Regions from separate parts of the Homo sapiens genome. Here regions 1, 2 and 3 are each linked to region 4. The links are chromatin contacts, found by Hi-C or POLR2A ChIA-PET in ENCODE. All regions are on one chromosome and are shown on one strand. Each heading gives the region's core, a stretch centred on a gene start or an enhancer-like site at or near the end of the contact. The rest is flanking DNA. Distances are from core to core; before and after follow the strand shown.

Region 1 (7,118 bases), core at 1,838-4,337, 130 kb before region 4:
AGTGAGCCATGATTGCACCATTGCATTCCAGCCTGGGCGACAGAGCAAGACCCTGTCTTAAGGAAAAAAAAAAAGGCAAAACAAAAACATGACTATCTTATTCTTAAAACCCTACAGTAATGGAGATACTGTTTTGAACCACTTTCAAAACCATTTTCATTATCAGTAAGCCATATGCTGTCATTGCACCACAGGGCTTGTGTCCTAGGGAAGGAGAAAGGTAGATACCTTTCTAGAAAAATCCACAGGGCAGGGAAGAGGGAAAATATGAGGGAAAGGAAGTCTCTGAAAAACAGAAAGAGGAAGTGTGAACCCTCTGGAGCTTGAAAGCGGGTAAGTGGGGATGGACATCAGATGCCAGTGCTCTCTCACCCTTGTCAAACCTTGTCGGTGGCATGTACAACAGTAGAAAAACTCCACAGAGGTCAAGAGCATGTCAGAGACAAAAATGACATATGTTGCTAGGTGTGGTGGCTCAGGCCTGTAATCCCAGCAATTTGGGAGGCCAAGGTAGGAGGACTGCTTGAGCCCAGGAGTTCAAGACCAGTCTGGGCAACATAGTGAGACCTCATCTCTACTAGGAATAAAAAAATTAGCTGGGTGTGGTGGCTTATACCTGTGGTCTCAGCTACTTGGGAGGCTGAGCCTGAAGGATTGCCTGAGCCCAGAAGTTGAGGCTGCAGTGAGCCATGATTGTGCCACTGCACTCCAGACTGTGTAACAGAGTGAGACCCTGTCCCTCCCCACTCCAAAAAACCATGTGTGCCCCACTTTTTTTTTTGAGTTGGAGTCTCGCTCACTCTGTCACCCCAGCTAGAGTGCAGTGGCATGATCTCGGCTCACTGCAACCTCCACCTCCCAGGTTCAAGCAATTCTCCTGCCTCAGCCTCCTGAGTAGCTGGGATTACAGGCGTGTGCCATCACGCCCAGCTAATTTTTGTATTTTTAGTAGAGACAGGGTTTCACCATGTTGGCCAGGCTGGTCTCAAACTCCTGACCTCAAGGGATCCACCCGCCTCGGCCTCCCAAAGTGCTGGGATTACAGGCGCACCCGGCCGTGCCCCACTTTTTGATTGGAGCCCTGGAGCAGTCAGTCGCCTTCCAGCATGTCCTTATGTCCACCTGGAGTGGCTCCAGCAAAGTAGAGACAACAGCAAGGTGTGTTGAAGCTGGGACAGGGACCTTAGGTGTTCCACCCCTTTCACACTGCCCCACCTCAGTTCCCCTTGGCTTGAGTGCGGCTGGGAGAAACCCAGAAGTCCCTAGGAGGCCCTAGGGAATGCACAGGTGATTGAGAGCTGAGAGCCTGTGGACCTGCCTCAGGCTGAAGCCCAGAGATAAATGGAAAGCACTGGGGACATGGGAGGGGTTCCGGTTTGTATCTACAGGACCAGCAAAGCTGGCACAGGACCCACAAGCCGGGTAAACCACCAGGTCCTCCCAGCCAGACCCCTGACTGTGGATGTCAGCAGATGTAAAGGCCACTGAGGACCAGAGGGCAACACAGAGCCCTGCACCCAGAGTTATCCACAGGGTGGGGCTGGGAGCGGGAGAGGCAGGAAGGGGACACACCCAGAGAGGAGGTGACAGTCCAGGCAGGGACTTGGCTGAAATTTTATCCAAGAAGAGGCTGAACTAACTTAATAAAACTAACTAAATAAAACTTAATAAAGCGATTCTCCTGCCTCAGCCTCCTGAGTGGCTGGGATTACAGGCATGCGCCACCATGCCCAGCTAATTTTTGTATTTTTAGTAGAGACAGGGTTTCTGCATGTTGGTCAGGCTGGTCTTGAACTCCCAACCTCAGGTGATCTACCCACCTCGGCCTCCCAAACCTGAGAGGCGGAGGTTGCAGTGAGCCGAGATCACGACGTTGCACACCAGCCTGGGCAACAAGAGCGAAACTGTCTGAAAAAAAAACGTAACTTTCAATGAGTTTTGGCAAATGTGTACAATTGCGTAACTATCACCTCAGTTAAGATAAGGACAATTCCATCACCCCGAAAAGGTTCTTCATACCTTTGTGTAGTCAGTCATGCTCCCCTTACCCCCTCACCGACCTGATGTCCATCTCAGTAATTTGGCCTTTTCCAGAATTTTATATGAATAAAATCATGTAAAATGTAGCTTTTTTTTTTCTTTTTTTTGAGACAAGGTCTCACTCCTGTTGCCCAGGCTGGAGTGTAGTGGCAAGATTTCAGCTCACTGCAACCTTGACTTCCCAGGTTCTTGTGATCCTCCCACTTCAGCCTCCCGAGTAGTTGGGACTACAGGCACAACCGCCACACCCAGCTAACATTCTGTATTTTTATAGAGACAGAGTTTTGTCATGTTGCCCAGGCTGGTCTTGAACTAGGCTCAAGCAATCCACCTACATGAACCTCTCAAAACGCTAGGATTTCAGGCTTGAGCCACCGCGCCCAGCTTGTGCTAAACTTTTAAACGTTATTTCCTTTACTATCTCAGCTTCCTCCTCCTCCACTCAGCCTTCTCTGCGAATTGCTTTATATGGACAAAACTGGGACCAGCAGCAACCTCCACAGCTGCCCCAACCCCACCACCAGACCCTTGTGTGACAACAGTCCCCAGGGTCATGGGTCTGGATCGTTGACATTCTAATCTTATTGGTTCTCTGCAACACTTTCTTTGGGTTATTTCTCTCTTTTTTTTCCCCCACCTCTTAGGACACAGAAGCTCTTTCTTCAGATCCCCCCCACTTATAGCCCCCTCCTCTCCTCCTCACCTGTTGGCCCTCTGCCCTGGCAGCCTGGTTCCCCAGGGAATCCATGCACAAGGGCCTCCCTCCCTTCCATGCACTCCTCCCCTTCTGCACAATCTTCCTCCTCTCTTCTCATCGTCTGTCTTCTATCACCTTGTTTTCTGTGCCCAGGCCCTCTCGTGATCTCATTTGCCACAGATACACCCTGCTGCCCAGCTCCTGCCCGCAGGCATCATTTGATCGATGGGTTTGAGGTTTGTTGACAGTTGGGGTTTTTCTCTCTCAGTGAGGAAGAAGCAAGAAACCTCAACACTGCAATTTCCTCAACTCCCAGTGACGGTGACAAATTCTGAGGCTCCAGGGCGGGGGCTGTGTCTTCACATGCCCTGTGGAGTGTTGTCCTCACAGTGGTAAATAAATAAGGAGGTGAAAAGGTAAGACAAGAGGGAGCAGCATCTGTGCTTAGGGGCAGGGCTCAATTTGTCTGATGTGGGAGGACCTCAAAGGTGTCTCTCTTCTCACCTAGGCCAGACATTTGCAAGCTGACTGCCCTAAAGGAGCTGTACACACCTTCTTCATCCACCATGTGCCTTAGCAAAGGGTCACACCCAGGGAACTGAAGCTCTCTCTGTGTCTCTAGGGGTGGGAAGGCAGTGTCTGTGGTTATCCACCTCCATTCAGAGCCAAGTGAGTTCAGACTGCTGGGTTCTCGTCCTAAACTCTTTCACCGACTACCCCTGAGGCCTTGAGCAAGTGACCTAACCTCCTCCTCGTGCTTCTGTTTCCCCATCTTTACAATGACAGTCGTCATGGGGACAAATTCACTGGGTTGTAGTACAGATGGAATGAGAGCAAGCCGTCGCGCAGAAGACGTGCTCAACAAATGGAAACCACTGCTATCATTTTCATTCTTATTATCTCAATTTAGGAAACAAGGATCCCGACATTGCAAGCTATTCCAGGTGAAGCTAAAAAGAAGATAATCCCCAAGTCTCTGGGTAAAGAAACTCACTGCCACCCTCAATCAAATCAAAGCCAGATTCCGTGATGTTGGTAGTGAAGGGGAAGTCCCCCCAGGGGTGGGGTGGAGTGAGGTGTGGCTTTCCTTACCCATTGGTGGTACCAGTGAGACGAGGGAGAAATCTCCCAGGAAAGGTGAGCCTTGGAGGGCAAAACACAGCCAAGAGATCTAACCGCTTTTCCCATGTGGAGAGTCTCCTGCCAGCCAGAGCCAATCTCAGGAAATATGAGTTCGATTTTATTAAGGAAACCAACACGTTTCCTTCTGTCTAATGTAGCCTCTGTGTTATTCACATTGTTGGCTCCCAGGATGTGAAATGTCATCCTAGTACAGAACCCAGAAAAGAGTGGGCTGAATGTCTCTTTAGAGAGCTTTAGCCAACTATTTAAAAAAGTGGAGTCTACCTTCCTAACAGAGTTAATAATCACATGCCTTTATAGGAAGCAGTAGTAATAGTTGTGGTAATAATAACAGCTGACTTTTTCTCTTAGCAGTTGCAGTATAAGGTTCATAACCATCCTGTTAAGATGGTATTATTTATAGTCATCACTCAGTATCTTGCTGGGATTGGCTCCAGCACCCCCTTGGATACCAAAATCCACGGATACTCAAGTTTCTGATATAAAATGGTATAGTATTTGCATATAACCTAGGCACATCCTTCCATATACTTTTTTGTTTCTTTGTTTGTTTGTAACAGAGTCTTACTCCTTCGCCCAGGCTGGAGTGCAGTGTCATGATCATAGCTCACTGCAGCCTCAAACTCCTGTGCTAAAGCAATCCTCCTGCCTCAGCCTCCTGAGTAGCTGAGACTACAGGTGCACCACAGCACCAGGCTGATTTTTTTTTTAAGTTCTTATAGAGACAGGGTCTTACTAATGTTTACGAGGCTGATCTCAAACTCCTGGGGCCTTAGGCGATCCTCCTGCCTTGGCCTCCCAAAGTACCGTTATTACAGATATGAGACACTGTGCCTGGCCAACTTTCCTATACTTTAAATCATCTCTAGATAACTTATCATGTCAAATATTAATACAATGTAAATTCCATGCAAATGGTTGTTATACTATATTGTTTTTATCTGTATTATTTTTGTTGTATTGTTGTTTTTATTGTTGGGTTTTTTTCAATATTTTCTATCTGTGGTTGGTTGAATCCACAGATGTGGAAACTGTGGATATGGAAAGCTGACTGTATTAGAATTTTATAGAACAAGAAACTAAGGCTTCATTAATTTAAATAGCCTGCTAGGATCATAAAGATGGGAGGCATTCTCCAACCCTTGTTTGATTCTGGATTTGAACTTGGGTCAGCTTGAATTCAACGCCAGAGTGCCTAACAGTATTTTGTCTCTTAGAGGAGTCTAGATTGCAACTGCATTTCAACCTAGTAAGAAAAGCATGTATAAGATCTGCTTTCTTTCTGATCTCCTCTGGGTATTTGTTTTCTTATGAAAGTCTGAGAAAGTCGCAAAGTTCAGCCCCAAAGAATGAACAAGTGGTTCATTTCTGCCCCCTAGAGGAGGTAAGGAAGGTCATGGTTAAAATGAGTGTTCAGAATCGCAATAGATCCAGCCCTGCAATAGAGCCAAACCTAAAAACAAACTACTTTCAGTTCATGAAAGGGAGGTGATAATGGGTTAGGGATTATCTGGATCAAGAGTGAGAACAGTGTATCAGGGTCCTGCCTGGATATATACTGGATATATATATATATATAGTGTGTGTGGAGATATATATATATATATAGTGTGTGTGTGTGTGTGTGTGTGTGTGTGTGTGTGTATATATATACAGCTTGCATATATATATATACAGCTTGCATATATATATATACAGCTTGCATATATATATACAGCTTGCATATATATATACAGCTTGCATATATATATATATACAGCTTGCATATATATATATATACAGCTTGCATATATATATATATATATACAGCTTGCATATATATATATATACAGCTTGCATATATATATATATATATATACAGCTTGCATATATATATATATATATACAGCTTGCAAATATATATATATATATTTACAAGTATATATATATATATATATATATATATATATATATATATATATACACTGTTCTATCAGGGTCCTGAATAGACTCATTCTAGTCTAGTATTCAGACTAGAACTTTCATCTTTAACATGTGCCCCAAATGATTCTTTCACTAAGGCAACTTTGAGAAACAGGTGCATATAATTTATTCATCCAGCAAGGGCTTGAATAACACCTTCCATCCACAAGCCACTGTTACTAAGGCATTTGCTGGACCCCAAGGGAGTGGAGTCCACATCCCTGTCCTGAAGAAGCTTGGTCAATTACACTATCTCTCAGGGCCTTGCCTTTGTTATTGAGAAAATGGCTCATCTCTAAATGGTGTGAGAGCCAGGAGACCCATGTTGGACGTGCAGACAGGGTGCACTTTACTTAATCTCCTTGGACCTCAGTTTCCTTGTCTACAACATCAGAGGGTGAATACTCATCAAGCTTCCTCCTGTGGCAAGATTCTGAAGTTCCCAGGCCCTGTGGAGAGCGTACAGGGAAACCTTACTTAGGTGACCTGCTTAGGAGTCTGGTCTCCATGACTGTGCAGATCCACCTCCTGCCAAATGGCTCATGACAATCCCAGGAGCAGGCTGTGGTCTCCCTGATCCTGAGGTTCAGAGCTTTTGGTGTTCCCGTCACTGGCATTCACGCCACACTGTAGGAGCCTTCTTTTCATTGATGTAAACTCTGTTCACAAAAAGGGTCTGGGGAAAATAAAGTTGATTTGGAAAAAGAAATTTCTCTAGAAACCCAAATAAGGCTTCTTATTTCTAGAAACCCCCAAATAAGACTTCCTGAAATGTGGAGTCAGATGAACCAGCCTTTAAATCCTAGCTCTGTTACTCAATAGCTGTGTGATTTGAGGCAAGTCATCCATTTTAAACTTGGTCTCTTCATCTGTGGAATGGACATAAAAAGAGTACCCAAAGCTGGGTGTGGTGGCATGCACCTGTGTTCTCAGTGACTTGGCAAGAGGCTGAGGGAGGAAGGTGACTTGAGCCCAGGAATTTGAGGCCGTAGTGCACTACAATCATGCCTATGAATTGCCACTGCATTCCGGCTTGGGCAACATAGTGAGACCTCATCTCTAAAAATATATAGGTATAATAGAATAGTTTGTATCTCACTGAGTCATGGTGAAGATTAAATGAGACTAGACTAATACCTGGTGCATAATAGGTATGCTGAAATATTTCCTTTTTTTTTTTTTTTTTTTTTTGAGACGGAGTCTCGCCCTGTCACCCAGGCTAGAGTGTCGTGGCGCGATCTCGGCTCACTGCAAGCTCCACCTCCTGGGTTCACGC
Region 2 (7,156 bases), core at 2,324-4,823, 180 kb before region 4:
CTTACAGAAGTTTTCTCTCTGATTGATCATAGGCTACCTGTCTGCAAACTAAGCTCCTATCTCCTAAGGCTAAAACAAAGCATAACAGCCAACTGCTGAAATGCTCTGAGCGCTCTGTATATATTAAAGTGCCTAACCCCTTGCAACAACTCCAGAAGGTAGGTTCTATTACTACCCTCATTTTATACATGCAGGTACTGAGGCCACAGAAGTAGTAAGTGGTAGAGCCTGGACTTGAACTCAGGCACTGAGGCTCCAGAGTTCATGCTCTCCTGCCCACTGCCTCCCTAATGGACTACACACCAGACAGGGCCACAAGCAAAGGATTGGTCACAGCCCTGGCTGCCATGGCTTTGCTTCAGCATAAGCTGCAGGGGACATATGAAGACCTGAAGGATTGGGGCTTATGACATGACACTCGGAAGGACTGAGTCAAGATTCCTTAGGGCAGTTTTTGGGCCTGCTACTATGTGACCTTTGGCCATTCATTCTCTGGCTGGAACAATATGGTAAAATACAGATTCCCGGTCAAAGGATCACAGGTCATGGGTAAGCAGAAAGGAAGAGGGAGAAAGTATGAGGTCACCAGGATTGGACTATAAACTTCTTGGATGACGAGAGAAGCCCTGTAGTGACCAGGAGACCCACGATCACAAGGCTCTCTCTCTCTTGGGCAGGAGGACTTGCTGGAAAAGAGCCAAGAGCCCAAGAAAGGGAGGGCTGAAGAACAAATGAGGCACTGAGTACAAAGCAGGACACTAGTGCAGACTGTCAGGAGGCACCGTTTGATGGTGACGGATAAGAGGCATCGCTCTCAGAGTGCATTCTGAGTGCACTGCACTCAGCTGGAGTGCATTCTGGCCCTAAGACACCGGATTGGAACCATTATGTGTGTGTAGCTCAGACTCCCACAGAGACAGTTAAAGTGCCTCCCCTGGTGCTCCCCGGGCGGGGTCAGCCTTTCCTTCCTACCTGAAGAGCACCACTCCATACTATAAGATTCCCCCAAGCCAGGATGAGAACTCAGGTCTTCAAACACATCTCGGAAGACCCTGTCTGCTAGGGAAGTAGGAGGCCAGAGAAGGAGGTGATGAGGCAGGCAGCAACCAAACCCTCAAACCAGGTACCCACGCCTACCCCATCCTACCACATACGGGTCTCCAGTTCTCTTAAGTATGCCCCAGCCATGACCTCTTCCATCTTGCAACATGAATCAATCCAGTCAGTCATCAATCAGTGAATCAGTCTTCTAGAAAACTCGCTTTCTCGGCCAGGCATGATGGCTCACGCCTGTAATCCCAGCACTGTGGGAGGCAGAGGGGGGCAGATCACTTGAGGTCAGGAGTTTGAGACTGGCCAGGCCAACATGGTGAAACCCCATCTCTACTAAAAATACAAAAATTAGCTGGGCATAGTGGCAGGTGCCTGTAATCCCAGCTACTCGGGGGGCTGAGGCAGAAGAATCGCTTGAACCTGGAAGGCAGATGTTTCAGTGAGCTGAGATCGCGCCACTGTACTCCAGCCTGGGTGACAGCATGAGACTCCATCTCAAAAAAAAAGAAAAAAGAAAACTCTTTCTCAAGTCCTATACTTGTGAAACCTTCTTTGAGCAGGTCCCCAAAGACTTTTCTCTTTTTTTGAGGCAGGGTCTCCCTCTGTCACCCAGGCTGGAGTGCAGTGGTGCAATCACAGCTCATTGCAGCCTCGACCTCAAGCGATCCTCCTGCCTCAGCCTCCTAAAGTGCTGGGATTAACAGGTGTGAGCCACCACACCCAGCCAGGCTTTCTTTTTGATGGGCCTAAGCAGCAGCTCAGACATACACCTTTAAGGATCCAGGGGCAGAAGAGGGGGAGAGAGGGAGGTTTCTTTTCTTTTTCTTTAAATTTAAGCCTAAACCACACCACACCCTTCCTCCACCCACACCTACCCTCTGGAGGAGCTTCCCTGAATATTGCAGGTGCAGAGGCAGGCAGGCTACAGCAGGCCCCTGGATTCCGAGCACAGCAGACTGGGGCCACATCCTTCCCCTCCCCACTACGCCTCAGCACCATGCCCCATTCTGACCCAACAGGAAAGAAAAAAGGCACACCCTCATAACCCACAACAGCCTCAGTGTTCTGTCCTCAGGTCTCCTGTCACTGAGGCAATGGGACCCTGCTCCTCCCCTATCCCACAGGATTACGGGGAGCCTTCTGGAACTCTGTGTCTCTGGTCTTGGGGAATGCCCAGGAGTCAGCCCACTCCCACTGGCTCTCCCTCCCAGGCCAGTGAGTTGAGGACAAGGCAGGAGAGGGGAAGAGGACACTTGGGGGTGAACCCTCTGGTGGGCACACCAGACTCCCCAGAAAACATTCTGGTTCAGAGGCTGATGTCGTCATTTCATCCACTGCCCTTCACCCCACACTCAAGAATGAGAAGCCACACCGCACCACAGCTGCTTTGGAGCCAGGCAGAAAACGAGCAAGGAGGGTCCCCATGGGGCAGCTGCTCCAAAGGCCCCAGCTGGGGAGGAATCCACACGGCACCTGCACACAGGGAAAGTCCTCGTGGCCAGGCGCAGTGGCTCACGCCTGTAATCCCAGCACTTTGGGAGGCCGAGGTGGGCGGATCACCTTTGGTCAGGAGTTTGAGAGGAGTTTGAGACCAGCCTGACCAATATGAGGAAACCCCATCTCTACTAAAAATACAAAAATTAGCCGGGTGTGGTGGCATGCACCTGTAATCCCAGCTACTCGCGAGGCTGAGGCAGGAGAATTGCTTGAACCCAGGAGGTTGCAGTGAGCTGAGATCGCACCACTGCACTCCAGCCTAGGCAATGAGAGCGAAACTCCATCTCAAAAACAAAAAAAGAAAGGAAGAAAGAAAGTCCTCACTCAGGAACGGCGATGGCGCAGCCCTCCTGTGTGGCCTTCATCCCTCAACTACATCATCTGCTAAACATTCCAAGGGCTCTCAAAGCCAGGGTGGCCCAGCGGCTTTTGTCCTTCCCCCAAACAATCCCCAAGACGGCACTTTCGGAATCCCTTCAAAAAGGGTGCCAGAAGGAAGCAATAGAGAAAAGCTATAACTTTTCCAGAAAAAACAGTGTGGGAGCAATGTGAACTTCCAGAGAGAGATCTCTCTCAACTAAGATCTCAACTAAGATGGTGAAATCCCTCGGCTGTGCTCTTACCCACAGCTCGGCACCACTCTGGGCCACCCGGCTCCCAAACTGTCCCCAGAGGCCCAGCTCTTGCCTGTGTGTTCCCACTGCTCCCTGCACCCTAGGGGCTCTCCTGGGGGAGGGGAGGACCCCCTCCTAGGGGACCCTTGCCCCCTTTCCCAGCAGTTTCCTCACTCTGACCCCTCCCATCCCTCCTGGAGATTCAGCAGCCCTGAGCACCGTAATAAAGCGCGAGAGAAGGCTCCCCGGGGAGTGACTTTGTGTGCATGTGAGCAACGTGACTGCCTGCAGAGGCTGTGCCAACAGTGTGACCAAGGTTTCTGGGCCACCCAAACCCAGCCCAGCTGGTTCAAATTCATTTTCCCTCAGGAATGCATTTTCCCACCACCTAAGAGCAGCAGGGCCCATGTAGTCTGGCTGGGTCCCTTGCAGCAGGACCACAGCTGCCAGGAAGGAAAAGGATTGTGTTGCCAGGGGAGCCCTCCCACATGGACTCCAGGAGAAAGCCTGGGCCTGCAACTGAAGTCCAGAAAGTTCCCTCGGCCTGACCTTGGAAGGAAAGGAAAGCCAGGCACCTAGCTCAGAGGGAGGGCTGTTCATCTACACCCCCCTGTCCCCACCTACCCAACATGTGCCCATGTTGTCTCCCAAACCTGGAATGTGTCCCCAGACCCTCTGCCTATACACATTTAGCAATCATCTCCTTCAGAGAAAGGCCTCCTCAACCATTTCCCAACATACACACTAGTGTAAGCTGAATAATGCCCCCACCCAAGGATATCTACAGCCTGACCCTCAACCTATGAATGTCACCTTATATGGCAAAAGGGACACATAGAAGGCAGATGTGATCAAATCAAGGATTTTAAGATGGAAGATTATCCTGGATTAGCCCGGTGGGCCTGATGTGATCATAAGGCTCCTCGTAAGAGGAATCCGGCAGGAGTCAGAGTCAGACAGAAGTTTGACAATAAAAGCAGAGGGACAGAGAGAAGGGAACTGGAAGATGCTACACTGCTGGCTTTGAAGATGGAGGAAGGGGCCACAAGCCAAGGATACAGGCAGCCTGGGAAGCTAGGAAGAGCAAGGAAACAAATTCTGCCCTGGATCCTGCAGAAGGAACCCAGCCATGCAAACCCAGTCTGACTTCTTACCTCCAGAACTTTAAGACAACAAATGTGTGTTGATTTAAGCCACTAAGATTGCAGAATTTGTTACAGTGGCAATAGGGAAGTAATATACTCCTCTGAACTCGAAACACCCTATCACTTAAAGCATTGGTCTTGGGGCTTGATATGTACATGCATCTCTTCTGGACAATACAGTAAAACCCAGTGGGCTGGGCCTTCTTTCCCATACCTTCCCTTCAGCCCCAGAGAGCAAGGCACATTAGGTGTTCAATAAATGCCTGCTGGAAGGACTCTGAGATGGCGCCGGGATGAGCTCACCACTCACACAGTCAAGAGAAAGGTAAACAGTGGGTGAGGTCAAGACCAAAGCCAGTTCCTCCTAGCCTAATGAGTCTCCACATTAGTCACTGCCAGCAAGTTTCCGATCAACCAAGAAGCGCCAGGATTGATGACTGCTCATTCACCCCGGTAGTCCCATCCTACTTGGCCCCAGACAGGGAGCTAGAGCACGGCATAGCTGCCCCGCTGGGCTACATACTAGGTGACCAGCCACAAGAGACTGGGAGGAAGGGGAAAGTAGCCAAGTTTAGAAAAGGGGCTGTGATGATCTGGTCTCCCTGCAAATGTCCCAGGAAAAGCAATCTGCCAGGAAGTTTCATGTAAACATATGCTAAAGCCAAATGGGGGCAAGTATTGTTTATTATAAATTGCTCTTGTTCACAGCCAGTGTAGAGGTAACTTGGCTGCCAGCACAACTTGTCACTATGCAATGTGCCCCAAAACCGGAAGAGCCAAAGAAAGCCCTAAAAGGTGTTACTAGAAATTACCCCCTGGAAATCACAGACAGATCCAAAGTTCCCAGAGGCCCCACCTCTCTCATCTTGAGGTCAAAAAGGTTCACAGGACCGCTGCTACTTACCAGCAAAGTTCAAGAACCCAGCCCTGCAAATTCGCCATCTTTCCGGCCTCATCCCCATTTCAGGGGCTGCTTGTTTTGAGGCCTCTAGGCTGGAGCGGGGTGGGTGGGTAGGAGGAAGCTGCATTTTACTACTGCCTCAGGTTCAAAGGCACTGGAGAATCTCGGTGGGAACCAAGTGGGTGTGGAGGGGCCCCCACTGGGTCCCTCTGCTTCCTCGGCAGAAAAGAGAATATGCACAGATGCAGTAGAGCCCACAGAGGTCAAATGCAGTAAACTCATCCACAGGCTGTGGAGTCAGGCAGACCCCATTTGACTTCCAGGCCCTCCACTTTTCCTGGCTGTATGTGGCCTTGGGCAAGTCACTTCACCTCACCAAGCATCAAGTTCCTCATGAGGAAAATAGGCACAGTAATACTGCCAACCTGACTGGGTTGTCTCCAAGGTTGAGATGACACAAGTAAGTAACCCGTACATCTGACACACAGTAAGCCCACCGAGAATGGTGGTGGTGGTGATGATGATAACGGATAAATCACTTATTTGTTCTGCAAGCATCAAGACAATGAGATTTTTCTGCCTTGTACCTACCATGTTTGACCCACATCTCAAATTAATAATAATGATACAAGTTAAACTTGGTGAACCAGCATGACCTAACCTTCCCCCACCACCCGTGTGTTTATCCATCTTCTATGATCTCAACATCCATATAGACCATGATCTTCTAAGGGCAGACACACAGCAGTTCAGCTGGAAAGGAAAAGTAGTCTGACACCCATACCCAACAGGAGGTCAAGCCAAGAAATGAAGTATTAAGTGAGTCCGAATCCCGCAGCTATAGCAGATCCCAGAGGCGCATTCCTCTGGGATCCACACGGAGAGACGGCATGTACTACTGGGAGCTGGAGAGAAACAGGGCCAGGGGGCACCGCAGGCCTGAGCAAGAGCAGAAGTTAAGGCAACTTGAGAGAGCAAAAGCACAAGTGATTAACAAAAACCATCCTTGACACTGGTCCGTGGGTTTTAAACCCATCTGCAGGGTAGACATCTGGGAGGGCCAGGGCATAAGACAAAACAGCAAGGTACTGGGAAAGGCTCTAGTGCGGACCCATTCCTAAGTCACGAGGAATATCAAAAAAAGGAAAAGCAGAAGAATGTGTATGAAAGAGCCCAGGGACTACAGCCAGCACTCCTCCAAACTACCCTGGCTCTGCCTAGCCACTGTATGATCAGGAGCAAGTCAGCGGGCTCTTTGTGCCTCAATCTCTCTCTGATTTGAAGATAACCCTAGTAATCTTCCAACCTAAGCTGTTTACCAAGCACCTACTGTGCACAAAGACATCATGGCAGCCCTGCAGTTAGGACAAGTCACACACAGACTCCACTCTTCAGAGCTTATATGCTATAAGGCAAAACAAGACAAGGCATCTGTAAGAAAAGGAGGGAGAGAATCCAGGCATGAGCAGTATGGGAGTTCAAGACTGCCTCCAGTTTGGGAATTCATTCAACACTCCTGAACATGAATGCCAGGGCCTGGGGATATGACATGAAAAAGACATTGTCCCTGTCTTTGAAGAACTTGAACTTCAGAAGGAAAAATGGCCATATAAACAGAGTATTCACAAAACAATGCCTTGAGTCCTAGTACAAAAGCATGAATAAATAAACTGTGCTAACAGAAGGAGTAGCTAGTGCTACTTAGGGGACCAGGAAGCTTTCTAGGAGAAGGTGACATCTTAGCTGAGTCATAAATGACGAGTAAGCTTTGCCAGGTGAAGAGATCTGAGTGCATTTGCTGCCAAGAGAGCAGCTGAGTCCCGAGAGGACCCAGACCACCCCCACGCCCCGGGCAACTGGCAACAAGAGGCCAGGCTGCAAGGCAGGCCAAGGACAGATGGAAGGAATCCACGTGGCTTTGTGGGAAAGGACAGATCCAAGCCAGG
Region 3 (7,242 bases), core at 621-3,120, 220 kb before region 4:
GGCGAGACAGCAGGGGAGGCTCCAGTTTCCCACCATGCGGCCACCGAGAGAACGTCCCCGGTCAGTCTCTGGTCTCGTTTGTCTAGTTCCTGGGAGTCACTGCAGCCAGAGCCCTCTCACCCCTACTAGGCTCAGCCCAGGTGGAGGCGAGATGAGCTGGCGCAGCCCCGCCCTCCATCCTCCCCACATCCCTGCAGCCACCTCCCAGCAGAGCAGGCTACGTCCTCACTGAGGTGTTCTTCATGAGAGTACTAGCCTCCTCCACTCCTCCCCACAGCGCAGAGGAAACAGGCCAGCCCAGTGACATGACGTTATTAGTTTTGTTTTACCTAATGTAATAAATTTTATTGTATAAATATATCACCATTTACATGAGGGGAAACACTAGCCAGAGATGATTAGTGCATTTCTGTACACCGTCCTTTTCCCCATTTTCCAACTCCTTCCTCTAGGCAGTACTCACCCCCTGCACCCACACCTACACACAGGCACATGCCCACACACACATGCATGCACACACAAATACACACCCACATGCACACACACCACACACCCCCATATATACAGACACCTCACGCACAACCACACACCCACATACACATACACACACACATACACATACACACAAACACACCACACCCACCCACATGCACCCACACCACATCCCCATACACACATCCACACACACCCACACACGCATACTCATACAGACCACACCCCCCATACACACCTCACGCACACCCACACACCCACATACACACATATGCACACACAAATATGCACACACCACACCCATCCACATGCACACACCACACCCCATACACACACATCCACACACTCACACCCACACACATACACACTCATACACACCACACCCCCACACACACACACATGCACACACCGCAACCTCCACACACACACACACATACATGTGCACACACCACACCCCCACACACACACACACTCACACACACACACACCCCAATCACTCAGCTGTCCCATCCCACCTGCCCCACCACAGGCATCTTCAGTGGTGAAGTGGGGGTGCCCATCCTTGTAGGCGATTCTTTCCCCCTATGCAGAGCCCTCTCCTCTTTCCACCGATCTGGCCTGAGGCCTGTGGGTCAGTGAGTCTGGATATGGAGCTGGTTCTGGGGCAAGAACAGACTTGAAGGAAGCCTGCAAAATTGAGGAGAATCCCAGGGCTTTGAGTAACAGAGGTCAGCCCCCCAACTTGTCGGAAAGGAGGATGAGCCAGAGGCCTGGCTCAAGGGACAGGGAGAGCCCAAGACAGCAGCTGCCAGAGGCCTAGGGCATGCGCCTCAGGACCTTACCTGGAGCAGGCCCCTTAGGACTCCATGGGGTCTGTGCAGGGAGCCTGGGAGGCTGTCACCCAGGCTTAGGGAGCTGCTCTGGGGAGCAGCTGACCGAGAAGAAAGCAAGAATTCAGCACACGGCTTGCACGGCTTCCCCCTGCATGTCCCCGCTGTGGCAGGCTGCACTGGGGGCCAAGGGAGCCACAGATCCTTCCTGCAGCCCACCTCTCCAGGTGTCCCGTGAGCCCGCCTGAACCTGGGGGTGAGGTTAGGAAGACTGGCATTCCACATGGAAGTTTCTGGTACACCAGTCACACCCAGAAACATATACAGATAGTGAGGCCTCCCTTTTTCAGCCCTTCTCACCCTCTGAGAGAGACAGATGCCCTCCCCACCCACCCCCATCCACCACCCGCGCGCGCGCGCGCACACACACACACACACGCACACACTCCTCTGTGGCCTCCAGCCTGGCCAGAGGCCTCCCTTTCCTAGCTGCACCAGCCCACCATGCCCAGCAGAGGGCACTGCTGGGCTCCTGCTGAAGGGTCTCTCCCAGAAGTTCCCTCCGAAGCTCCCGTCATCGCATGTGGGGTCGCCTCCCTGTCTGTGGTGGACTGTGTCCCAGCCCCTTTTTCCCAGCAACAGCCCCTGCCGGAAGGAGAGCGAACTCTGGGGGGCCGGCACAGACTGCGGACACGGGCTAGGGCCCTGCACCCTGCCCCCGCCTGCTTCTGCCATGCGTCCCTGTGTGTCTGCATGTGGCGGTGTCCTGGTGTGCGGGCTCCTCTGTGAGCACCAGAGCGACTCCATCCACTGTCTGTGTCATCTGTGTCTGTGCAAATGTAATTACTTGTGCATCAGAGCCGCCTCCAGCCAACACCTGAATGTCACTGGGTTGGGGGGAATAAAACCTGTTTGGACCTGATGATCTCTTTGGGGGAAGAAGTGAGCCCACATTTGAGACCCTTTCCGGAGAGCCAGCCACTCCAGCAGATGGGAAGACTGGCTTGTGCCCGGTACCGGAAAGAAACCAGATGGTGACTCAAACGAACACAGACCCAAGGCCTCACGCACAGATTTCCTGCTGCTGCTCCCTTCTGAGCCTTTTGTTAAGTTCTCATGGGGATCCACGAACCTCAGAGGGAGGGCCTAATACCCCATCCACCTTCGATGCAAGAAAGAGGAGGACAGAGCCTGTCGGGAAAGCCCAACCTGGCTCTAGAAGGCTCCTTGCAAGCCCAGTGGCTGGTCCTTCCAGCCTGCCTGGAACTACCCCTTCACAGAACCGCAGGCCTCTCCCAGGAAGGGATGGCCAATGGCTGCGCCTCCCCTTGGGGATAGTCCTGGGGGATGGTGGCTCTCCTGCTGGTCCTCTGTGTGTGGTCTGGTGTCGGTGCCCTACAGAATAGATCCATGCGGTGTTGCTTCATGTACAATCCCTCACTGTGCATGTCGGCTTCCTGCTGGGGGGAACTGATGGGAGTGGACCAGGCACCCCTGCTCCTGTCTGGACAGCTGCACACCACAGGGTGGCACCCCACCCCAGTCCTCCCCTTCCCCACGTGTGTGTGCACGTGGTGACTGAAGCTGCCATCCCACACATCAGCCTCTTTCTCAAGCACATCACTGCACGGTCCCACCGCCTTCCCTCACCTCTTGCCTTTTTACATTAGAGCACGTTCTGGTAAAGGCCAATCCGTTCATACAGGTAAGTGCATGGGAGGCCAGGCAGAAGAAACAAGACCTCACTCACGAAAGACAAAACTGCTGGAGGGGAAGTCAGGACATCTGGGTTCTAGTCCTTAATTCTGTTGGTAACTTCCTGCGTGATTTGAGATAAAAACCACCTAATCCCCTGAGTCTCCGCGCTCTTATAAAGCCTTCTCTGGAGAATTACGGAAAGTCTGGAACATTTCTGTATGTCAGCAATTTAGCAAATTACAGGGAGGGGCTGGGAGAGGTGGTTTTCACCACTTTCCTCTTGCCTGGTGCTTAGTGCTGTGGTACCTGGCTGGTCTCAGGTACCCACTGGTGTGAGACGGGAGATGGGAAAGAAGTAGTAAAGGGCTGGGGTGTTTGCCTTCGTCCCTGTGGGGGACTAGAGGTGGGGCTGCACCTCTGCTACGGTAAGGACAGTGCCCTGAAGGAGGCCCAGGTCTGCGAGGGAGCCCTCGGCAGTGGGCAGGCAGACCTGCTCCAGACTAAGCATCTCCCCTTCACCTGGGGCTGTGGCCCTGGGAAGCACTTGGGGGTCCTGCTGAGCATCCCCCACCTCCCAGGCTCTGGGTGCCTCAGAAGCCCCAGTGTAATGTGTGGTGAGAGGCTGTTTTCTCCTGGGAGAGAAGGAGGTGGATTGCATGGAGAAGAAATGGTGTTGATGATGCTGCAAGTCCCCCCAGGCTAAAGGTCCCTAGTGCACAGCCCTGCGCATCTTCCTGTCCACTGTGCCTGATTCTGGTTTTGGGAAGTGAAGTGTGAACTGCTCTGAGAACTCCCTCAGCAGGGCTGCGGTGATGCCATGTGTGACGTCCCTGAAAGGGATTGGTGCTCCTAATCACCTTTGCTAGGGCTCACTGTGTGGGATAAACATACCCTGCCTGCCTCCAAGCCCCAAGGCTAGATCCAGGCTGTAGTGCAGACGGGACCCTGGGATGCCAGGTCACTCCAGAAAGCAGCTGCTGGGTGCCCCCTCGTTATCAGCCTTCTCGTCAGGAAGTCAGGGAAAGCTCTCTTCCCCAAGGGCAGCTCACAGATGCCATTCTTCCGCGTGGCCTTCCAGCACTGCCTGTGCAGCCAGCAGCCCTGGAGAAAGGGACTGAGTATCTCGCTAGGGCTGAACGTAGGAGCTGAGACTCCTAGGTCCCTTGCGTCTCCATTCCCATAGGATTAAAGGTTTATGTGGCTTCAGGGAAGTAACCAGCACTTACGAACGTGAGGCGCTGAGCAGGCACTGGACTTGTAGCCAAGACCACCTCTTGGCCGGTGTCTGGCTGGCTCCAGCTGCTGCTGCCCCTTGGCAACCTGAGCACCTCCCCCAGCAGCAGCCTCCCTGGCAGGCAGCCAGGAGCTTTAATCAGCAGCCAGTGGTGGGGCTCTGACGTCCTTGGATGGAAGAGATGTGGGTGTGGAGACAGCAGCTGTGTTTCTTCTCGCCTGAACAAGCTCTCCCAGTCTTTCCTTCTCCTCCTGCTACTCTTTCAGACATTTTGCAGTGAATGCAAATCCTATGTTTGTTGGTAATAGGCAGACCCAGCTGGAAACAACATCAGTTTTCCCCAAAACCTGGGCATGTTCCTGTCTACCCAGTATGCCTGAGTCAGTGTGGCAGGGGTGTGTCTGCCTATACTCTGGCACTGCGCCTGGCTCCCTGGAGAAACCTGCCGTAGGCTCTTTCTGGACACCTGCCCGCTGCTGGGCATGTCCCTTTCTCCTTGCTGTGGTCAGATTTAATATTCCTGGCCCCTCTGTTCTGACGACTCTTCCTAAGTTCTTCCTTTCCAGCTGTGTTTCAGAACATCCTAGATACTGATGGCCTCAGGATGAGACTCAGTTAACATTGGAGGCATCTCAGAAATGGGTTTGAAGTGGACGATGTGACCACTGGGTGGCAGATCTGGATGGGGGAGTCAGTGTCTTCTAACTCTCTCTAATCTTTCAAATGCTGAGTGGCTGGCTCAGGGCCACTGAGCGACTAAGCAGCCAGCAGCTCCTTCAGGGCAGGGACCTGAAGAGGCCACACAGGTGGTGGGCATGGTGAAGACAGCTCCCGAGGAAGCCTCATTCTCTTCTCACGCCCTGGTGACAGTGGACCAGGTTTCTCCTCCCCTGCACACTGCCATTCCCCTTCCCCTCCATTCACTTTACCAGGTGCCCTTCTGCCCTGCATCCCTACCTGTCATCTTGGCCAGGCCCCCCAGTTGCCATCTCAGACAGACATCTGGACTCTGGGGTGCAGTGTTGCACTGGACTGCTCCCCTAACCCACTTCTCATAAGAGCCTTTCCCCATCCCTTGGCCTGCAATCCAGGGGACTCCTCACCATGTATCCCAGCCTCAGCTCCCCGCCCTGGCTCTTTCCCCCTGTTCAGCAACAGCTTCTGCTTTCTCCTTTAAGGCGTCTGTCTCTGCCCACCTTAAGTTGCCATCTCTTCATCTCTTTGGCTGCCCTCAGCTCAACAAACCATTTCTTTTTCTTCTCTTGCAAACAACTGTCTTCTGAACAGCCTTTCCAACCCACCCAGTGACAGCCCTTCTCACCCAAAGGACAAGAGCTGAGATATCAGACACCGGGCGAGGGCAACACTTCTTGGCGGCCAGAGTCACTTCTTGGCTGCTGGCTCCCCACATCCCACAGTCACCAGCACTCTTTGGTTGCCTAAGGCATCTAGCAGGGGGTCTTGTTTGGCCCCAAGCCCGTCTTCCAGCTCTGGCATGATTATGCTGCCTCTGTCAATCAGCCATGTGTTTTGCATAAGCCAGGATCATCTCATTTAGACTGTGAACCCCATCGGGCAGGTGCTTTCCTCTGGAGTGAGGATACAGGTCTCCTCTCTTGCAGGAGAATTAGTAAGAACACAGAGTTTGGTGCCAGACAGACCTGCGACCTCAACATTCCTCACTAATGTGTGACTATGGACAGGTCACTCATTCTGTACGACCCCCAGTTTCCCTCATTTGTAACACAGGTGTAATAACAGTACCTGCCTTACAGAGAGGCTGGGAGGATTGGAAGAGACAATGTAGGTAGAGCAGCTGGCACTGAGTAGGTGATCATTTAAGTCCCTTCATTTTTCTCCATCCCCCACCTCAGTCCTTCATCTCTTAAAAGTAGCATCCTCCATGTGAATTCTAACATGAATTCAGTTGTGGCACGATGCATCCCGTTGCTGCAGTCAGCCTGTTTCTGGGGTGCATCCTCAGGCCCTGGTTCTCACTGGTGTTACCTTTAGAGAGAAGACCTTGTCGCCTGTGTTCTTTGCTTGTAAATGCATCCGGGTTCTCTGAGCATCTTCAGAACCTCTGAAACACCCTGTGGTCCGGAGCCAGGTTGTGTTTCTCCTGGGAGCCTGAGGAGTTTGTTGTCTGTGTGCAGTCCCCCGCGCCACCTGCTGGTTGAGCCTGGACATACACCTTCACCTCCTTTGGCCCGGAGAAGACATTTACCCACCTGGCCATGTCCCTGGCCTGTTGTGCACATCCTCTGTGAAGACCCCAACCCCTGCCTCCCCCACCCAAGCCAGTTTCCTAGCAAGGCAGGACCCTAAAAAGTCAAGCTTACACAGACTCCTGCTTGACTTTGCAAGACTGCAAAGACCCAGAGATGGCCATCCCGCACCCATTGGGAGCCTGTGGCCTCTCCCTGTTGGTTTGACTACAATCCTGTGAGACCCCAAAAGGGCTGTGCCCTCTTCTCCACTGATCCCTGTCAACCAGCAACCAATGCTGCTTGTCCCCTGCCCTCCTCTGATGTCATGATCCCACAGCCAGTACACACAGCTCCTCAGACACCTCCCCCTGCCTCTTCCCCAAACCAGAGGACTAAAGGCAGTGCCTTCCCTTATTCAGCCCACTCTGCAATTCTCCTTCACCTCCATTTATGGTCTAGACTCCCTTGCTGCCCGCAACTGGACACCCAGAATTTCTTCCAAGCAGCGGGACTCTCTTCCTTCAGAGTGTCCCCTGCTCCGGTGGGTGGCAGCCCTCAGTGGTACAGGTGGAATCTGCATCTTCCTGATGACCTGAGGACTCCAGCAGCAGCCCCTGCCTTACAGCACAAAGGTGGAAGGGAACCTCAGATCAGCTCCTCCATATGCTGCCTTTGGGCAGAACCTGCCGGTCCCTTAGTCACATCTCAGCCACATGAGTAGCCAGCATCGCCCCTCCTGGTGCTCTCTGTCCATAGATCTCGCCTCCTGTCGGGTAAG
Region 4 (6,968 bases), core at 1,295-3,794:
TTGCACCTCTCCTTTCATTTGCATATACCAAAGACTTCCAACAATAGATCTCGTACTTGGCACAAGGACATTTCAAAGAAACAAACAAAAAAAAAGAGAGAGAGAGAAAGGCAAAGAGGTTTACGCTGACTTGAGTGCAAGCTTAGTCCACTTCTTCGATGGTGGGTCCCCCGGAGGCTCCTGAACCGCCGCCGCCGCTGCCGCCGCCAGGACCACCTTGGTAAAGTTTGCTGATGATGGGGTTGCAAACTCTTTCGAGCTCTTTCTGCTTGTGTTCATACTCATCTTTCTCTGCCATCTGGTTTCGGTCGAGCCAGTTGATCACCTCCTGACACTTGTCGAGGATCTTGTTTTTGTCCTGCTCGCTAATCTTGCCCCTCAGTTTCTCGTCTTCCACCGTCTGCTTGATGTTGTAGGTATAGGACTCCAGGGCGTTTTTGGCCGCGACTCGGTCGCGATTCGCCTCATCTTCCGATTTGTACCGCTCCGCCTCCTGCACCATCCGGTCAATGTCGTCCTTGCTCAGACGACCTTTGTCATTGGTGATGGTGATTTTGTTTTCCTTACCGGTGCTCTTGTCGGCGGCGGTAACGTTAAGGATGCCATTGGCGTCAATGTCGAAGGTAACCTCGATTTGGGGGACCCCGCGAGGCGCAGGGGGAATCCCGGTCAGGTCGAACTTGCCCAGCAGGTTATTGTCCTTGGTCATGGCCCGTTCGCCCTCGTATACCTGCACCAGTACGCTGCTCTGGTTGTCCGAGTAGGTGGTGAAGGTCTGCGTCTGCTTGGTGGGGATCGTGGTGTTCCTCTTGATGAGTGGGGTCATGACACCGCCAGCTGTCTCGATGCCCAGCGACAACGGGGTCACGTCGAGTAGCAGCAGGTCCTGCACATTCTCTGATTTGTCGCCGATGAGGATGGCCGCCTGCACCGCGGCGCCATAGGCCACCGCCTCGTCGGGGTTGATGCTCTTGTTCAGCTCCTTGCCGTTGAAGAAATCCTGCAGCAGCTTCTGGATCTTGGGGATACGAGTGGAGCCGCCCACCAGCACGATCTCCTGGATCTGGCCCTTGTCCAGCTTGGCGTCGCGCAGCGCCTTCTCCACCGGCTCCAGGGTCCCGCGAAAGAGGTCGGCATTGAGCTCCTCGAAGCGGGCGCGCGTGATGGACGTATAGAAGTCCACGCCCTCGTAGAGCGAGTCGATCTCGATGCTCGCCTGCGTGGACGAGCTCAGGGTGCGCTTGGCGCGCTCGCAAGCGGTGCGCAGCCGCCTCACGGCGCGCTTGTTGGGCCCAATGTCCTTCTTGTGCTTGCGCTTGAACTCCTCCGCCAGGTGGCTCACCATGCGGTTGTCGAAGTCCTCACCGCCCAGGTGGGTGTCGCCGGCCGTGGACTTCACCTCGAAGATGCCATCCTCGATGGTCAGGATGGACACGTCGAAAGTGCCACCGCCCAGGTCAAAGATGAGCACGTTCTTCTCGCCGCCCGCGCAGCCCTTCTTGTCCAGGCCGTAGGCGATGGCCGCCGCCGTGGGCTCGTTGATGATGCGCAGCACATTGAGCCCCGTGATGGTGCCTGCGTCCTTGGTGGCCTGGCGCTGCGAGTCGTTGAAATAGGCCGGGACCGTTATGACCGCGCTGTGCACCTTGCCCCCCAGGTAGGCTTCCGCGATCTCCTTCATCTTCGTGAGGACCATGGAGGATATCTCCTCTGGGAAGAAGGTCTTGGTCTCCCCCTTGTACTCTACTTGCACTTTGGGCTTGCCTCCCTCGCTCACCACCCGGAACGGCCAGTGTTTCATATCCGACTGCACTGTGGCATCCTCGAATTTCCGTCCAATCAGCCTCTTGGCGTCGAAGATGGTGTTGGTGGGGTTCATGGCCACCTGGTTCTTGGCGGCGTCGCCGATGAGGCGCTCGGTGTCCGTGAAGGCCACGTAGCTGGGGGTGGTGCGATTGCCCTGGTCGTTGGCGATGATCTCCACCTTGCCATGTTGGAAGACCCCGACGCACGAATAGGTGGTGCCCAGGTCGATGCCGATAGCCGGGCCACGGGCAGACATCCTGACTGAAAGGCGAGCGACGTTAGGACGGGAAAACCAGGGAGATGAACTCCGCGGAGTCAACTAACGGCCACCTCGAACCAAGCACCACGGGCACTACCAGCAACTCAGCTCCCCGCGCCCAGTTCCCGGTTCTTATAGCCGCCTCTGGGAACTCCCAGACCCAATCCGCTCCCGGGACCGCCCTCACAAACTCTTCCAGCTCCACCACAGGCTTGCCTAGGTCGGAGTGACTGGCCCGTGACCCAACAGATTTCAAGTTGGACGAGGGGCGGGACTCCGGCCCCCGCCAGGAGACAGAGGGGCGGCCGTTATGTAAATGAGGTTCCTCCCTGACTCTCGGCCGCCAGGCCGTGGTGCCTCGCGCGCCTCCTGCTGCTGGCTGGCGTTAGGCGCGCGCTCCCAGAGCCAGGTGTACGCGCTTTTTCGCGGTCTTTGCCCTAGCCGACGTGCATCGGATTGGCAGGGCACGCGGCCAATGAGCAGTGCGGACTGAGGCGCGGCACGGGGAGGAGGCGTGGAAGGGGATCCCGGTGAGGAGAGCCACTGGGAGAGTTCGCTCAATTCCTGAGGTTTTAAATGCAGTTCACTGCTAGGGTGCCGACTCACTGAGCACGCAGGGGCGGAGGAATTCATTCTGAGTTGGTTGCACCGAAGAAATAAAGCTCGAGCAGCTTGTTTTCCCCGGCGCCGTCCAAGGGGAGGGAATAGGGAATTGGGGTGGCTGGGGTGGGGGGTGAGGGCGGATCCCTTGGACGGGGATTAAAGAAAAGAAAAAGTCTGAACCGGCGGTCGGCCTCCTGGGATTTTATGGTGGGTGCTTCACTGCGTCTCAGTGGTTGTGAGCGCTCGATTAAAACTGCCTGGCTGGGGCCGGGCGCAGTGGCTAACGCCTGTAATCCCAGCACTTGGGAGGCCGAGGCGGCCGGATCACGACGTTAAGACATCGAGACCATCCTGGCCAACATGGTGAAAGCCCGTCTCTACTAAAGATACAAAAATTAGCTGGGCGTGGTGGCGCGTGCCTGTAGTCTCAGCTACTCGGGAGGCTGAGGCAGGAGAATCGCTTGAACCCGGGAGGTGGAGGTTGCAGTGAGCCGAGATCACGCCACTACACTCCAGCCTGGGCGACTGAGCGAGACTCCGTCTCAAAAAAAACAAAAAAAAACCCCACTGCCTGGCGGGCGGAGAGAACCTGAGCCCAGGGCGAGGCCGACCGTTTTCCCGCGCCGCGTGAGGGCGGCTGGCGGGACGGCAGACAGGGGTGTGGCGGCGACTTGTCCTCCGAGGAGCCTGCATTTAAACCCTTCCTGCCTCACTCTTCCTTTTTCCTGTTTGTCCTGCCGCTTTAAACTCTGGTTTCGCCTTCCTGTTCATTCCATTGCTTATTTTAGGTCGCAAGTGCTTTATCCACTGCTTTGAGTTTTTGACTGGAAAACCCATAATATAATCAGTCAAAACCCACACGTTGAAACACCATAAAGTCACCCAGTCTCGGTCACCCTGGCACACACGGGGTTGTGATCGTGACCTAGTCATGTTTCTGACTCCGCTCAATGGAATGGAATGATTTTCTTTGGCTGTGCTGAGGTTAATATTGGAGGCATAAACCCTCCGAGAAGGTAGATGAAAAGGAGCGCGATTCACTTCCTCCTGTTTAACAGGAATGTGAGGACAGGTCTGGAAAATACCCTGGCACCAGGTAATAATCTTTAGAAGCAGGCTCCCATATAAATGGGCTCCTGGACGGGTGTGGAGGCTCATGCCTGTAGTTTCAGCACTTTGAAAGGCCGCGGTAGGTGGATCACTTGCTGTCAGAAGTTCGAGGCCAGCCTGGCCAACATGGTGAAACCCCGTCTCTACTAAAAATACAAAAATTAGCCGGGCGTGGTGGCGCGCGCCTGTAGTCCCAGCTACTCGAGAGGCAGAGGTTGCAGTCAGTCGAGATTGCGACACTGCACTCCAGCCTGGGCGACAGAACGAGACTCCGTCTCAAAAAAATAAAATAAATGGTCTCCAGGAGGAAGCAAAGACAGCGATCACTTTACATAATATGTGTGGGGAGGCTGGGGAAGTCCTTCCATCAAGCTTGAACAGGTACCTACTACGTGGCAGTAAAAAGCCAAATGAAATGGCCTGGTCTTCAGAGGTGGAGAGTCTAATAAACAGGTAAACATAATTTGGGAGAAGCGCTGAAAGCAAAGCGCCATGGGAACACAGAGGGGCACACCCAGGCTGATGGAAAAGTGCGTTGCTGAGAGCTACCTGGAAGAGGTGGCATGCCTAATCCGGGAGCTGAAGTTCGCCAGCAAAGAGTAGGAAAGCCATTCTTTACATAGGTTGTGTATGGGCGAAGATGAGAGCAATGTTTGCTGGACTAGGATTTCTGTACAGAAGATTAGTGTCACTAGAAGGGAGGGATACAGGCAAGCAATAGGCTCTTCAGGTGGATAGGATACATCTCAGAGCTTTTTGAGCCATGGTCTTTTTCCTGAGGCTTTGGGCTGGGAGCACCGTCCTTTAAAGCAGGCTAGTGATGTGCAGCCATGTAAAAGCTGTATGAAATGGCGCTGGAGAAAAGCTTTTGTCAACCCAGAAGTTATCTGTGACCAAAAAGTAATGTTGAGAGAATTCTATAAAGTCAATGAACATTTAAGATTATTTTATCTAGTGGTGTATATCATTTCCAGTTTTTAAGAACATAATTGGTTATTAATCGGTTAATGTCATCAGTTAGTACTAATTTTAACCATAATTCCTATCCTCTTTTCCATGAATTTGAAAAAATTTTGAAAAAGGGGACGTTTTAAAGAAAATATTAGAAAGGCTGGACGCGGTGGCTCATGCCTGTAATCCCAGCACTTTGGGAGGCCGAGGCGCGTGGATCACGAGGTCAGAAGTTCAAGACCAGCCTGGCCAAGATGGTGAAACCCTGTCTCTACTAAAAATACAAAAATTAGCCGGGCCTGGTGGTGGGCGCCTGTAATCCCAGCTACTTGGGAGGCTGAGGCAGAGGATTGCTTGAATCCGGGAGGCAGAGGTTGCAGTGAGCTGAGATCACGCCACTGCACTCCAGCCTGGGCGACAGAGCAAGACTCTGTCTAAAAAAAAAAAGAAAAAGAAAAGAAAATATTAGGAAAACAAGGATAAAACCCAGACTTTTCTAATTGAAACTGTCATAAATTGTGAGTACAGATCTCTTGATTTTATTCTTGGAAATTCTTGTCTTTTGTGTAGTTTGGGGGTGGGGGGTATTTGTTTGGTTTTTTTTGAGACAGAGTCTTGTTCTGTCGCCAGGCTGGAGTGCAGTGGCTCACTGCAACCTCTGCCTCCTTGGTCCAAGAGATTGTCGTGCCTCAGCCTTCCAGATAGCTGGGTTACTTATGTGCACCAGCACGTCCATCTAATTTTTATATTTTTGGTAGAGACAGGGTTTCACCATGTTTGCCAGGCTGTTCTCGAACCCCTGACTTCAAATTGTCTGCCCATCTTGGCCTCCCAACGTGCTGGGATTACAGGCCTGAGTTTTTCTTCTCTCTTTTCTTTTCTTTCTCTTTCTTTCTTTCTTTCCTTCTTTTTCTTTCTTTCTTTCTTTTCTTTTCTTTGTTTTTTTAGAAAAGGGAATTAGTGGGCTGGAAGCAATGCATATTCTTTGTAGAACTGATGATATATGACTTAGAGATACAGTCTCAGCTACAACTGAAACAAAGAATGTGAGAAACACAAATTCTTTAAATCTCTTGCATTCAGTCAGCCCTCAACACACCTCAAGCAAACCAAGATTGCAAAAGAGCAAGCAGGCCAGAGTTCTCACATAGAATCACTAAAATTAGAGCTTCAGAGGAATAGTTTCTTTTGCACAATAACTGTGCTACCTCTGTGCCCAGATATTACAAACACATCTTGCAATCTGACCACCACATTCATCTTTAACACAGGTTTCTGAAACCACAGTAGCAATTATACCCACATTTTCATTAGCCATGTATATTTTTTTCTGCCCTAACTTGTGTTTTGTATGTTCCATAGTTTAAGAGGCATCCTAAGCTTTTCCCAAAAAAGACACTGTATTTGTATTTTGGGTTTTTAAAAATTTGTTTGTTTGTTTTAAGAGACAGGGACTTGCTGTGTCACCCAGGCTGGAATGCAGTGGCAGGCTCACAGCTTGCACAAGCGATCCTCCCACTTCAGCCTCCGGAGTAGTTAGGACTACAGGCATGCACCACCAAGCCCGGCTAATTTTTGTATTTTTGTAGAGATGGAGTTTTGCCATGTTGGTCAGTCTGGTCTCGAACTCCTTAGCTCAAGCTCTCCACCAGTCTCAGCCTCCCAAAGTGCTGGGATTACAGTAGTGAGCCACCACACCTGGCCAATATTTTTTCTTTACATTAAATATGATCATGCCTTTTATTTAGCATTACTCATTGTGGGATTTATTCTAAGGAAATAATAGAAAATGCAGGTAGTATTATTTATGTTAATGATAATAGAAAGGAAATGGTTTAAATATCCAAAAATAAGAGATTACCTAAATTATAGTACATGCATATGATGAATTCTTACGCAGCCGTAAAAATGGTTTACAAGATTTTTAATGACACGGAAAAATGTTCTTGGTATAATTAAGTGAATAAAATATATGAAACTTGTATCTTCTTATATGTAGGATAATCTAATATAGATTTAAAATGCATCAAAATTGGTTATCTAGAAGGTAGAATTATCAGTAATTTTTCTAAGTTTCCTTACTGTGCTTTTACAATTGATTTTGAGAACTTGACTATTAACAGCTACATTAGTCCATTTTCACGCCGCTGATAAAGACACCCGAGACTGGGTAATCTATAAGGGAAAAAAAGGTTTAGTGGACTCACACTTCCATATGGCTGGGGAGGCCTCACAATCA

What was found. Hi-C counts contacts between places; a loop is a spot of excess contacts on that map. ChIA-PET counts read pairs that join two places held with the same protein, here RNA polymerase II (POLR2A). Pooled maps may share reads with other maps.
Region 1: a loop to region 4 is called in a pooled map, with 4 times the contacts of the local background. The contact joins the enhancer-like site here to the promoter of HSPA2-AS1 in region 4. A Hi-C loop is called at or near these places in 11 of 50 pooled maps. POLR2A ChIA-PET finds 5 or more read pairs at or near these places in 11 of 52 experiments (A549, A673, AG04449 and 8 more).
Region 2: a pooled map shows a loop between it and region 4 (2.4-fold over the local background). The contact joins the enhancer-like site here to the promoter of HSPA2-AS1 in region 4. A Hi-C loop is called at or near these places in 1 of 50 pooled maps. POLR2A ChIA-PET finds 5 or more read pairs at or near these places in 8 of 52 experiments (A549, AG04450, BJ and 4 more).
Region 3: a map of ascending aorta shows a loop between it and region 4 (12-fold over the local background). The contact joins the enhancer-like site here to the promoter of HSPA2-AS1 in region 4. A Hi-C loop is called at or near these places in 27 of 168 maps with a recorded cell type or tissue (A673, CD4-positive, alpha-beta T cell, Caco-2 and 22 more), 7 of 37 single-sample maps with no recorded cell type and 37 of 50 pooled maps. POLR2A ChIA-PET finds 5 or more read pairs at or near these places in 7 of 52 experiments (A549, AG04450, Caco-2 and 4 more).

What each region holds. Positions count from the first base shown.
Region 1 is chr14:64,669,845-64,676,962 of GRCh38, reverse strand. No RefSeq gene overlaps it. Among named protein-coding and RNA genes, the nearest start is that of PLEKHG3, 31 kb to the left of the region's middle. RefSeq lists enhancers at 576-1,076, 1,077-1,577. Within about 2 kb of position 3,087, at least 10 of the 41 ENCODE cell types and tissues checked have a DNase peak (open chromatin) inside an H3K27ac peak, as active enhancers do.
Region 2 is chr14:64,717,913-64,725,068 of GRCh38, reverse strand. The region is part of intron 1 of PLEKHG3 (pleckstrin homology and RhoGEF domain containing G3); the gene reads right to left. Among named protein-coding and RNA genes, the nearest start is that of PLEKHG3, 17 kb to the right of the region's middle. RefSeq lists an enhancer at 6,118-7,035. Within about 2 kb of position 3,573, at least 27 of the 41 ENCODE cell types and tissues checked have a DNase peak (open chromatin) inside an H3K27ac peak, as active enhancers do; they include PC-9, where a contact is called at or near this core.
Region 3 is chr14:64,759,544-64,766,785 of GRCh38, reverse strand. It overlaps SPTB (spectrin beta, erythrocytic), which reads left to right. Exons shown (of 36, transcript NM_001355436.2): 32 at 1-60. Among named protein-coding and RNA genes, the nearest start is that of MIR7855, 23 kb to the left of the region's middle. RefSeq lists an enhancer at 1-419 and silencers at 6,344-6,393, 6,414-6,513. Within about 2 kb of position 1,870, at least 13 of the 41 ENCODE cell types and tissues checked have a DNase peak (open chromatin) inside an H3K27ac peak, as active enhancers do; they include A673, ascending aorta, dorsolateral prefrontal cortex and 3 more, where a contact is called at or near this core.
Region 4 is chr14:64,535,944-64,542,911 of GRCh38, reverse strand. HSPA2-AS1 (HSPA2 and ZBTB1 antisense RNA 1) reads left to right here and starts at 2,544. Exons shown (of 4, transcript NR_110550.1): 1 at 2,544-2,595. HSPA2 (heat shock protein family A (Hsp70) member 2) reads right to left here and starts at 2,171. Exons shown (of 1, transcript NM_021979.4): 1 at 1-2,171. The coding sequence starts at 2,062. The coding sequence ends at 143. RefSeq lists an enhancer at 2,027-2,136 and a silencer at 2,307-2,396.